Regions from separate parts of the Mus musculus genome. Here region 2 is linked to region 1. Evidence: chromatin loops called from intact Hi-C (ENCODE). Cell type or tissue: left cerebral cortex. All regions are shown on one strand. Each heading gives the region's core, and the rest is flanking DNA. Links, peaks and the distances in the headings are about the cores only.

Region 1 (2,500 bases), core at 1-2,500:
CACAAAGCTTCTAGAGTCTTCAGAGAGACAGTGGATGTGGGAGTTGGTTTCCTTTTCCATCAGGAATAGAGTGGAAGCTAAGTAAGTTTTGGATGTAGTGTGGAGGCGGCAGTGGTGTGGTGTGCGAGTATGCGTGAGCACATGTATTTATGTGGGTGTATTTAAGACATTTGCACATGGATTAAATAAGGATCAGAGAACCTATCTTCTCACTCCTACAATACTTAAGAAATATCCAAGTTGTTACTATTTGAATTATATATTGCTCATTTAATAGTTATTAAAAATGATAAATCACACCTCTCCGTTACAACTACATAGGGCATGTACTATTAGATTTCTTATAATTTGCTGTAACTTTTAAATGAATCAGTGCTAAGTGATCAGAATAATATCTAGCACTCAACTCCCTTACAATGCAATTTCATTGAATGGCTGTATAAACTGGCAATAGTCACTCAATACAGATGCTTAGATCACCAGATTCGGGCTGACCAGACACTCCTTCCATACTCCATCCAGCTCAGTCTCCCAGAATTAAGATTCCTGGACTCTACCACCAGCACCACCTGGGAACCTGGTACAAATGTCTGTTCTGTAGACCTCCTGGGTCCACATCAGAATGACTGCAGACTCAGTTTGAGGATCAGAGCTGTGCTCCCTCCAGAGAGGAGCACTAACACAGTTATACCTACCCTTACTTGGCAAACACGAGTCCAGGAAAGATCTCCCTAAGAGTGTCATATGAGAAGTGGACCACACATCCACGATGCTATCACTGTGTGTGGCTTTTCCTTTTTGGATCTTGATGGGCCCAGGGATTCATTATCTGTCTCTGGCATCAGTTTTATTTCAGTTTTCCTTTGGACTCCCCTCATTATCTTCCTACAGTTTCTTATAAAGATCTGAGTTTTGATACAAAGGGTTTCAGGAGCCGGGCTAAGTATTAACCATGGCTGCCTTTCCCATACTTCAGGACTTGGGCATGTGAAATGCTCTAGAATCTAGGTTTTTCACCATGACATTTACAGACAAGGAATCTAGGGCTGAGTGGGCTGTAATAAGACTAGACTCTAGCAGTTGGCAAACATTGTGACACACTAAATGTCACTGTGGCCTCTGTTTGGTTTTAAATGGAAAAATTGCTAGTGTTATGAAAAGCTTACAGACTTTGCCTAAAGAGGAAAAAACTTACCCTACTCTCTTTCTTTCTACTCTTCTGTCATCAACTACTTTTCTGAAGAACAGCCAGCCTTGTCTTTCACTCATATCTCAACCTAGCCCCATTCCCACTTACACACCAGTGGACATCAAAGCCATGGAGTTTAGCAAGCTCAAGCGCTTGTTTCTAGAACTCTCACTGGTATGGAAGAAGGTGGGATCGGTACTGATTCAAAGCAGACCTAATCCACACCCGATGTCCATCTACCCAAGATCCCCCATGCTTCCTCCCTTCTTTTTTTTTTTTTTTTTTTTTTTTGGTTGTTTTCGAAACAGGGTTTCTCTGTCCTGGAACTCACTCTGTAGACCAGGCTGGGCTCAAACTCAGAAATCTGCCTGCCTCTGCCTCCTGAGTGCTGGGATTAAAGGAGTGCGCCACCAACACCCAGCCCTCCTTCCCTTCTTGATCACATGGCCTCAGCCCCTCTAAGTCTTAGAATTAGAAAAAGCTTTTCATTGGTCCTCTTCTTTCCCATTCCAGCTCAGGACTGGTTGTTTGTTTGTTTGTTTTTGTTGTTTTGGTTTGTTTCCTTGTGTGGTTTTGTTAGGGAAATTAATTCTGATGGATCATTGGGGTGGGGGGGAGTGATCAGTGGTGCTCACCCTGCTCCTTCCTGCTGGCACACTACAGACTTAAAGGACACCATTCTCTACACAACTGTGAGCAGGCGAGCATCTGCATGGTGTGATCTGAGAGGACTCAACCCTCCTTTTTCATTTGCTAACATTTAGGTCAGATGTAGGCAAGGTCTTCAATATTTCATGAAGCAATCCTCTTCCAACAGGCTTGAGAGCAGGAGACTGCCAAGAAATCCAGGGCTGCAGTGGCAGACTTGCTGGGGCTAGAGAACTTGAATTTTAAGAGTCCCTAAGGCTTTGATCCTACTTCATTGTTCCCTATTTAGGTTACTGGTTATATTTTAATCTTAGAGGAAAAAAAAATAAACTAAGCACAAATAAAAGGGTCTCTGGTTATTATTACATAGAATCAGGGATGTCTTTGTCCATTTGAGGTACTGTAACAAAATACTCGAGACTGGAATGTATAAAGAACAGAAATTGATTGTCTTAGATTTATAGAGGCTGAGAAGTCATAGGTGAAAAGCACCAGAACCTGGGGTGGCCAATCTGTGCCATCATAGGGCAGAAGGTAACAGGACAAAGCAAGAGGAAAGGGGGTAGGTGTGACGGCACTAGCACCACTCTTCCTGGAGCAAGCAGTTCTTAAAGTCCTACCTCTGTTAATTCTGTTAAAATGAAAGCAACACACGGGCTATTC
Region 2 (10,741 bases), core at 3,612-6,111, 180 kb after region 1:
GGCTGGGTCTTCCTATTCCACTTAACAATCACAACAATCCCCTGCAGATGTGCCTATAGGCCAACCTGATCTAAATAATCTCTCATTAAGACTTTGTTCCTAAGTGATTCTAAGTTATATCAAGCTGGTAGCAAAAACTAAGCAGCATAATCATTAACTACCTATTGAGTATTATTTCTTAGACTAAGAGATTTATACATAGCATTTGATTTGACTGCTACACACACACACACACACACACACACACACACACACACAAATTCTCTAAGGACCATTTTTATTTTGTCCCTCTTCATAAAAGAGAAACCATGACTTGCATATTTGTCAGTTCCAAGTCCGGGCTGCTAGATATTTCACAATGCCCTCCTCATTGTAGACACAACTGCACATTGTTCTTTGCCTGGAAAAGTCAAGCCACAGAAAGCTGTGGCAAGATGATCTGGTTTTCAATGAGTGATCCCTGAAGTGGAAACAAGGGTTCTTTGGAGAGTCAGTTGTGTTGGATGGTTTTTGCTGGGACAAACACATGAAGGAGTGTTTTCCTGAAGTAGACACAGGTGAAAGGCTAAGGCAATCTCATGAAGGAATGTTTCACTGAAACAGACACAGGAGAGAGGATGTTTCATTAAAGCAAACTTGATGAAGGATTCCTTGCTAACAAAACGCATGCATTGGTCCACCTTACATTTTGTAGTTGAGCTCTGTTGTTGGGACTCTGAGGACTGGGGCTGATTGGATGCACATGCTGAGGAAGAGCCATGCTAAGGCAAGGCACATGGAGGAAACATGATGTTTGGGGGTGAGGGGAGTACAAATAGAACTCCATGGAGTGTCAGGGACAGGGCCTGGCTTGCTGGTACAGCTAGCTCTGCGATGCTTGTGGGTCTTCACTAATCTTTGCTTCCCTGAGAGAGGCACAGCTGAGAACTTCTGGTGTTCTTGTTGGTCTCTCTTGCTGACTCAAGCTGACGTTGAGGCCTGGCTGTCTCTGCTAGGTCATGTCACCACCATTGCTAACCCGACTCTGCTGAACTGGACTGCTGGCGTAGCCATAAAGTGTTTGAAAAGAGATGGAGCTACTGTGAACTGAACTGCAGATTTCCAGACAACACAGATGGGAGTTGCTCCAAAGAACCTTTCTAAACAGGTCCACGTCACCCATATCCTTTCTTTTACTCTACCTCTTGTCGGTGGTGGGTTACAAGGGAGGTTAAAGCATTTAAGAACCATCATTTAAAATAGAATTTGAAAAAAATTAAGTTACAGATTCCTGTCTCCCTTTCGCTGTCCCCCGACCCCTACCCAACCTTCCTTCTTCCTCTGATCCTCCTCGTCTCAAATTTTTCTCTTAGTCATCTCTGGATATGACTCGTGTGTTTGCCTGCACACACATCATCGTGGATGCTCTAGCCCTCGAACATTTGGGGGCATGGCTCACAGCCAGTTCTTCTGCTCCTCTGCCTCTGTCCAAACACAAGTAAGAAGATAAACGTATTAGGGGCCATAATCTCTCTCTATAAATCCTCTCATATGGGTTGCTTTCCTAACCTCTTTAGATCCCCAGTATCCTTCAGGGGTTGAAGCTTCAGAATCCCTGTGGTATTGGCTACGATGTCACACAGTAATATCCTCAGGGCTGTGGGTCCTCCTGAAGCTCATGTGGGGGAGCCAGGAGAAGCCTGAGGGCCACATTAAGTAAATACCATTTTTAGATGAAACTAGCTCCCTGTCCCTCGTCCTGTATAAAAATCAACTCCAAATAGATCTAAGATCTTAATGTAAGGCCTAAAACTCTGAATGTATTAAGGAAGGTAGGAAAATGATTCAAGATACAGGAATGGGCAAAGACTTTCTGAATGAGACTAAAGTCACTCCGGAAACAATGGCAACAGTTGGCAAACAGGACTTTGTGACATTAAAAACTCCTGCACAGCAAAGTAAATAGATAATCAAATGGGGAAGAAGTCTACAAAATGGTAGGAAAATCTTAAGTAGCTATATGTCTGAGATAGGATTAATATGTAGAATATACAAGGAACTCAAAAATTAAACCGTAAGAAATTGTACAACCCAATTAGTAAATGGGCTAATGAAATGGACAGTTTGCAAAAGATAAAACAAAAATAGCCAATAAACATGTGAAAAAAAAGTTCATGCTTGTTGTCCATCAAAGAAATATAAATTCAAACTACGTTAGGATTCCTTCACATCCCAATTAGAATGGCAGTCACTAAAAAATATGAATCACTATGAATATTGGCAAGAATTAGGGCAAAATGAAACCCTTATACACTGCTGGAGGGGAAATAAGCAAGTCTGGTTATTATGAAGTTTCCTCAAAAAAACAAAAAACAAAAACAAAACAAGACCCCAAGCTAGCACCACATGACCCAGTTCTTTCACTCATGGGTCTTCCCCTGAAGGTTGCCAAGCCAACACACAGCAGAGGCACTTGCACATTGACATGTATTGCAGAACTATTCACAATGTCTAAGTTATAGAACCAACCTAAGTGTCCAACAGCAAGGCAATGGCTAAGGAAATGTTACCTATATACTCGGAAATTTTCAGCGCTAAAGAACAAAGTTGAATTTGCAAGAAAATGGGTACAACTGGGGATGATGGTATTAAACACATTAGGCCAGTCTGAGGAAGACAAATATCACATGTTTTCTCTAAGATGTGATTGGCTCCTACATTTTACATAAATATATAAAAATCATGTATGTATATATGATGTGGAAGTAGAAGCGAAAGGGGGCTGATGGAAGATGAAGGTGAGAAAGTGGGGGTGGGGCTATGGAGAAAATATGCTCAATGTACAGTGTTGTGCACAATTGTCCTTAGGTAACGTGGTACCATGTACAATGAATATATACAATGAAAATTAAATTTAAGAAGAGAACCAAAACATCTGACCTCCTCCCACAAAAAAAAAAAAAATCTCATTCCAGAAACCAGCCCTGGAGGTCATCAGGACAGCTCCACAAAGGAAGTCAATTTTTTTCATGTGGGCACATGGGCTGGCAGATGTCACTACAGTGAACAAATGTGCGACGGAGATGGGGAAGATGGGAGCAGAGCAGTGCTCGCACTGTGGAGAGAGGCAGAACTGGAGATGCAATGACAGAGGCAGGTATGAAAGAGGGCTGGGGTTGACAGTGGATCAGGTTGTTGCCCATGAAGTGGCAGGATGGCAAGAAGCAGCCTGGGGCTCACACAGATGCAGCTCCGCCCTAGAGCATACCACCCAGCTGCAGGATCTCCCTGGCTCTAGGCAATGATGGAGACCGAAGGTGAACAATGGTTCACTTTCTGGATTAGACCTCCTCCAAGGGTCACCATAGTCCATGATGCTGCTGAAGCCTACATGTGGGTCCTACCACCAGGGGCTGTGTCTATGGTCTATGCTGTCACCAGAAAACACAAGGAAGCCCATGATCTGAGCTCCAGATCAAAGAGCAAGGAAGCTACTTTGGCAGTGATGTTGGTGGCTGCAGGCACTCAGTTGAAAAAGAGGAAGATGGAAGGCTTCTGGGATACCCCCTACTCAGGCCCCAACCCCCTCCCTGAAAAGTAACAGCCTAAAAAGGAAGCCACCAAGAGAACTCTTTAAAGTGTGACAAGGATGCTGGAGAATTGCTCCCACAATCGATGGCTTCTGGTTGAGGTGCAGGCAGAAAGGTCTCAGTTTTCTTTAGAGAGTAGGCTGCTGGGAGTTTGATCATGTTCCAGTAAGTCTACGGACAACACAAATTAGACTTGTTCTTTGTTGCTGTTGTTGTTGGGGAGTCACAGTGGGGTACAGATATGGAAGGAATGGGAAGTGAGTGTGATTGCGGACTATGATGTGAAATTCTCAAAGAGTCAATAAAGAGAAGCCAACTCTGCAGTCTAAAGAGCTCTGATATCAGCCTTGCTCTTGACTTTAGACACCAGCACCTCAAATCGCAAGCACTTAGTCACAGCCCTGAGTGCCACCATTGAAAGAAACTCAGAGTCACAGAGAAGTTGCTGGTTTGAGGACCTGGGAAAGAAGTACAGGTGAACTCAAAATGCTTATGAGGAGTGAAAAGGAGGAGGGAGGGGTGCTCAAAACCAGTGTGACGGTGGTTTTTAAAGTCTTCACTGGCCAAATCTGAGGTTCAGAAAGAAAAATTAGGCATCATGAAATACAGCTGTCATTCCAACACTTGGAAGGATGAAGCAGAAAGACAGAGGCCTCCAGGCCACAGTGGGCTACATCCTGAGACCCTGTCTCTCAAGAGGAAAACACAGGAAGGAGAGATTATGCTAACATCATAAAACACAAAATATTAACATTTGTAGTATTAAAAAGAGAAAGAATGTTACGTTTTGTAAAGTGATAATTGGTGAATCCAAGTAGACAGCATGGACACAGAGAGTTCTTTCAACCCTGTAGACTTGAAATTATTTTAACTGAAACATTGAGAAAGTACAAAGAAATAGATCTTTCTTTTAGTAATATAGCACCCATGGCTCCCAGCACAGATAGTTTTGAGACCATCAAACTATCTGTCCTAATGCAGAAAGATGAAAATGATCCAAGTCTCTGGGTTCTAGACTTAGGCATGCAGGTACTCTCCTGGAGACTAGAATCTCATAACCATGGATGAAACGATCACATACTGACTGTTACGACTGTAAGGAGGTGCCAATATCATCAAAAGTACAGACAGTAACAAATTAAGGTGCTGTTCTGTCTCTCTAGTTCCAAATGTCTGAGCCTCTCAGTGTTGACCTGCCTTCCCCCTTTCCTGCTAAGATTCTACATGTTACTCAGGAAGGGAAATGGAAAGTTTCCCTACAGGAAAGAAGCCCTCCTCCTTCAGGAGAAAGGACAGGCAGGAAAGGATTGTTTGAGCGCCATCTACTGGGAAAATAGTGGTACAGCCTTGCAGCACCTGTATTGTGCCCCAGCTAGAATAGGACCACCCAAGTATGGTATCCCCTCTTCACCTTCACAGAAGGCAGTATAATGGCCAACTCCAGATAAGCATTCAGCAGACAGACAAATGCATTGCTTCTTCCCCTGAATTTGCTTTGAATTTACATAGGCAACAAGTACCTAAGAACATGAAACTGCTGTCGTCTTGGGTTTGACCTTGTTTCCACAGATGGACTTCATTCTCCTTGAGGGTTCATTGTAATCCGTGATGACCAGACTGGGCTTCCATAAGAAATGCACCATTTGTACTTGCGGCTGTGATGGCATACACTGTGTGGAATGAGGCTTTCAAAACAGGCAGAATGCAATCAGAGCCTCCCATGTGTCCCAGACAGAATGGGATGCAGAGAGGAATCTGGCCCTTCTTCTGTTTGTTTACTTCACGGAATGGACTGCTCTCCAGGTTTGTTTTTACTTGGTCTTGTTGTTTTTATCTTCCTTTGCTGAATGGCAGGCTCTACCATGAAAGAGACCGGCTGCCTGCTTGTCGTTATGTGTCCAGCACCTGGGGTGCATTCCTTTGAATGAATGTACCATCTGATAAATAATACCACAAACTTCCTACTTATCCTGTCTAATGGGATCGGTATCTTCTCTGAGCTAACTCTGTTGTCCTGAAGAAAGCTCGACTTTTAGAGTGGTGCCTTTGGCAACCCAACAAGTCAGACTCTGCAGCCAGCTTTTATACTGAAGCTCAACCCAGCACACAACTGACAGAGACTTTAGGAAAGCCATGCATGGGATATCTCTGGCTACCTGCTATTCAGACGAACTTGAGGTCCCTCGCTATACTTCTAGCGTGTCAATGAGTGGTATCTTGCTCTTTAAGCTCCTCTCATCACTTGCTCTTTCCTCTCACCTAGCCACTGAAGTAGCATTCCTAGCTATGACCTTTGCACACGGCACTGGCTCCACTTCAATGAGCCTTTGATATATTGCTAGAATTACCTGTCAGGTGTCACTTTTCTGGCCTTCTGGGTTAGTTTTTGTCAGCTTGACACAAACTGAAATCAGTTCTCCTAACTTTGCAACAGACAGAGACCACTGCAAAAAATCACAGCTAACCAGAATGTAGTTCCAATAGATAAATTTACAGAATATTTCTGTACCTAAAACTCAGGAACATTATAGAGGAGGGGGCAGAAAGATCATAAATGCAAGAAGATCAGGGAGTTTGTTTGGAAATTGTGTCTCCTAGCAATATCAGAAGCTACTATTAAGTCCCATGCACGACTGCACGAGCTGAGTGAGGATGACATCAGTGGACTGGATGCCAAACTGGATGAAGAAAGGTCCACAAGGCTCAGCCATACACAAGGAACTCTAAAAAACAGAGGAATGCCAGGAATGGAGGAGGTGCTCGTCCCCAGGGAAGAGCACACCAATTAGTTGTTCAAGGCCAAATGGTCATCCCTGAAAATATACATATCATTATGTATATATAACATTATCCAGACTGAAGAGGTTATATTTAGGAATTAGATGTGTGTGTGTGTGTGTGTGTGTGTGTACATACATGCTTATGAATCTCATGTGTATGGATATCAGAGCAGCTTGAATGTCATTTCTCAGATATTTTCTATCTTTGTTTGCTTGTCTGTCTGTCCTGGCTGTTTGTTTGTTTGTTTGTTTGTTTGTGTCTATGCTTGGCCTGACACTCACCAAGTTGATTAAGCTTGGCCATCCACAATCTCCGTGATCCACTTGTCTCCAACTCCCCCTGACCATCATGCCCAGCTCTTTACATACGTGCTAAAGACCAAACCTGGGTCCTCATGCTTACGTGGCCAGCACTTCACTAGCTGAGCTCAATTTCCAGAACCCCACATCTCTCCTAATCTATTACTGAAAGCAGTTTTGTATTTGGACTTCCTACCATCTTATCAATTAGAGGTATATGGAAAACAAGTCAATATATCACTTCTGCACATAACATTGGGCTTTCACTATCTCTAAGCAAAGCACTAAATACTTCAGATGTACTTATCACACTTATTCAGTGCCATAGGATAGATAGCATTCTATAGTTTGTACCCTGATCATTGTTTTCTCCCACCATCGCATAGAGTAGCTGCCAAGGTGAAAAGCAGGTTATATCACACAGCTAACCAGCCTGGTTAAAAAAAAATCTACAAAGCCCCAAATTAAATTTCCTGGAATCCAATTAAAGTAGCACAGAAAATTTAAATCAGCAGTAGAGACCAGCACTTTAAAATTTACCCACCTTCTAGAACTGTTGTATTCACTCTGGAATATAAACTAACCCTTCTCTTCCTCTGGGTTTGGTGGAGTCTTAAAACTACTAGCATCTGGCTACAGATTAGGTCCAGTGGTTGGGACAGCATCACTATAAACAAAGTCTCTGTAAACTAGGAATGCCATTCACAGAAGTAAAGCTGATCACCCTGACAGCTTCTGACCCCACTAAGAAACAAACAAAGCAGATTTGCTGAAGTCCCACCACATGGGCCTGGCCATGGATACAGGCTCTCAGGAAACATCCTAGGCTAGCCATGAGGAGCATCCTGGACTGAGGGAGGTACCAGATTTCCATTCCAAAGCTCTTTCAAAGAGCTTTGAAGCTCAGAGAAGAATAACAATGACTAATCCTCTGAGATCAAGTACTTTCCAGAAGAATTCCCTTCCTGGGTAAAATGGTGTCCTAGCAGTTTATGTGGTTTCAAGAACTTAACCCAGGAGTTAAGAAATGTATCAAAGAAATTTCTATTTTAAATACATTACACAAGACAATAGTGAACCCTATTTCACTATCTGCTGATCAAAGCCACCTCAAAGTTGAATATCCATTATGGCACGCGAGTGTGTGTGTGTGTGTGTGTGTGTGTGTGTGTGTGTGTGTGTGTGTGTGTGGTGTGGTGTGAGTGTGTGTGTGTGTGTGTGTGTGTGTGTGTGTGTGTGTGTGGTGTGGTGTGAGTGTGTGTGTGTGTGTGTGTGTGTGGGGGGTGTGTGTGTGTGTGTGTGTGTGTGTGTGAGTGTGGTGTGAGTGTGTGTGTGTGTGTGTGTGTGTGTGGTGTGAGTATGTGTGTGTGTGTGGTGTGAGTGTGTGTGTGTGTGGTGTGAGTGTGTGTGTGTGTGTGTGGTGTTAGTGTGTGTCTGTGTGTGTGTGTGTGTGTGTGTGTGTGTAAGTATTTGGCTCTATTTGAGCAAAAGGTGAACTTGAGGTCAAGATAAGGAAGCTTCTAGAAACACAATCCCAAACATATGTCCACTATCCACCCTGGATAGATAGAAATCTATCTTTGTTTTGATAGTCCTATCTCTAGCCACGTGCATTCCAAAACTGAGATTCCAACAAGGTAAACATGAGTTGCATTCTAAGCTGAGACTTGGATGCTAAACCAAGCCAGAGCTTGTGCATGTGCACAGGGGGTCTACTTACGCATGCAGTCTCCTCCGTACCAGCCTGCCCTGCACTCTGCGCAGTAGAATCCCTTCACGTAGAAGTCATCCAGAGTTCCGCCCCAGGAGCCATTGCGGCAGCTCTTGCAGTTTTCAAAGATGGTACAACCTGAAACATTCCAAACTGTTAGTCTACACATTTTCAGATTTTTACTTTCTAAGGAGGCAAACTAAGTCTCTCTGCACAGCCCCATCTCTGCCCTGGTATGTAGACCTGGAAAAATATCAATGATCTTAGGTGAACCTGCTCATACCAAGGAGCAGGAGGTTCACCCAGATTCACGCAAGGAGTACGGAAGGGGATTTGAACATTGATGATCAGTTATGGTTTTGTAGAAAGTAATACAAATTAGTTTGTAGTGAATGATGGAATCCAGCTAGCGTGGTACTAGTTTTTATTGTTTACAAATTTCTTTCATGTTTGTTGTATAATAGAAAATTGAGATAAACAAAACAATTTACTTTTTAAAAATGTTATCTGGAGGATGCTGTTCGCACTCTTTCTTATACCTGATGGCTGGGAACAAAATCCAGGTTCTGTGTTCAACTCCCTGAACCCAGGTTTTAAAAAAAAAATCTACGCATAATGGCATAAATTTGTAATCCCAGTTTTGCAGAGGCGTAGATGGGCAAACCTCAAGAATCACTGGCCAGCCAACCTAAACTACTTGGCAAGTTCCAGGCCAGTGAGGGACCAATTGGCCATGTCTGAGGAATGACGGCCAATGTTGTCCGATAGCCTCCACACACATATGAACGCATGCACACACACACACACACACACACACACACATCACCTGTATATAAATGCACATACAAAAATTAGTCTTCTGCTGTCTACTATGCATTTTGTTTTAATCATTCATTTACTAATGACAAATGTGTTTCTATACATATTTGTCTATGCCAGGCACTCATATAACAGGAGTACAGCATGAAATCAGCACCGGCAACTGGCTACAGTCTTGCTCTAGGAAGATCATGCAGGCAGAGCCCACCAGAGAGAGCTGGGGCATTGCTCAGGTGTGGTTCATCTCAAAAGCCAGGTCTTCTGAAGAGTTGAGGGAGAGAGTGAGAAAATGCAGAAATGATTTCTTCCCACTTATCAATACACAGACCGCAGCCCTGCCCTAATGCCCTTACCTGTCAAGATGTGATTAAATTGTATCTGCCCCTTGGTACTGTTTAAAAATACATTAACCTGTCAAAAGTGACATGTAAGTAGTAAGTACTTTCAGATCACACACTATTATTATTCTGCTTTCCCATAATTCCACCTGGCTTATCCTTACCATTGTATATTCCATGCCTAATGTCACCTGCTTTATTGCCATTTTTCTATAGCCGAAGCAAGCAAAGGGCAGTATCTTAGTCTGCATTAAATCTTCAGAACCCAGTATAGCACTGAATAAAAATTATCTTAGAGAATGAATGACTAATCAACTGCTGGAGATGGCCACTGTTTGCTTGGGTTGACAGCATGCTTCTTTGCTTCGTGTGTGTGTGTGTGTGTGTGTGTGTGTGTGTGTGTGTGTGTGTGTGTGTGTTTTTTCTCCTCTATAGCAGAGTGACTCACAGTTCTCTTTCCATTCCCTCCTGACTATGCTTTCCGTCCTACCAGAGAAGCTGAGCTGCTGATATGATTGATGGGGCTATCCCATCCTGTGCCCCATAACTGAGTCCCCGTGGGCAGCCTGAGCCTTGCAAACACCAATCTCACTCACATGTCACTGAAGAGACAAATGGACTCAGAGACTGCCCTCAACAGCCCTGCTAATGCTGTTCCTTGACACAGCTTTGTATTAGGGTCCTAAGGTTCCAGTCACAAACCCCAGCCTAGAGATGAAGATGGGCAAAGCTCAGCAGGAAACACACTAGGAAGCTCACGGGTTGCCAGGGGAGCTATTGCAGATCCTATTTGCTTTTACCTTAGAGTTCAGGGATTGATTAGAGGCCACCACACTGGGCTCATGCAGTGCTGCGGATCAAGTCCAGGGCTTGCACTCAACCAATTGAGCTATATCCACACATCTATCCACAACTAAGACTATCATTTTTCTTTCAAGACAGAAATGTAAACTGAAGTCACAGTATGTTCCACCTTCCACCTATGGGATTGATAGAAGTCCAGATGATGTATTTTGCTACACTGGTTGACAAAGCAATACCCTCATATACCCTCATCATGAGCGTTAAAGGAAATCACAAAGAATTAGACAAAAGCTAGAAAAACAACATACATGCCTCCCTTTGACCCCTGACCTCACTTCTAGGATTCTACCTCAAAGATAAACTGTAAAAATTTTAATTGCTATGTTTAAGAGCATTCACTGTAGTGTTATTAGATCGGAC

Evidence for each region. A loop is a pair of places that touch in the nucleus more often than their neighbours do. Peaks named below come from ENCODE experiments on the same cell type or tissue, not always from the same donor. Only the 100,000 strongest peaks of a DNase experiment are listed, where the experiment ranks them.
Region 2: a loop joins it to region 1, with 2.6 times the contacts of the local background. A loop is called at or near these places in 2 of 42 quality-filtered maps.

Annotation. Positions count from the first base shown.
Region 1 is chr2:102,770,079-102,772,578 of GRCm38, reverse strand. All of the region lies in intron 9 of Slc1a2 (solute carrier family 1 (glial high affinity glutamate transporter), member 2), which reads right to left. Among named protein-coding and RNA genes, the nearest start is that of Gm13872, 25 kb to the right of the region's middle. In left cerebral cortex, for the core only: no CTCF peak of the experiment used is centred there; DNase peaks (open chromatin) are centred at 91 and 1,078.
Region 2 is chr2:102,584,352-102,595,092 of GRCm38, reverse strand. It overlaps Pamr1 (peptidase domain containing associated with muscle regeneration 1), which reads right to left. Exons shown (of 11, transcript NM_173749.4): 3 at 8,370-8,498. Among named protein-coding and RNA genes, the nearest start is that of Pamr1, 40 kb to the right of the region's middle. In left cerebral cortex, for the core only: a CTCF peak has its summit at 4,896 (motif pointing left); a DNase peak (open chromatin) is centred at 4,878.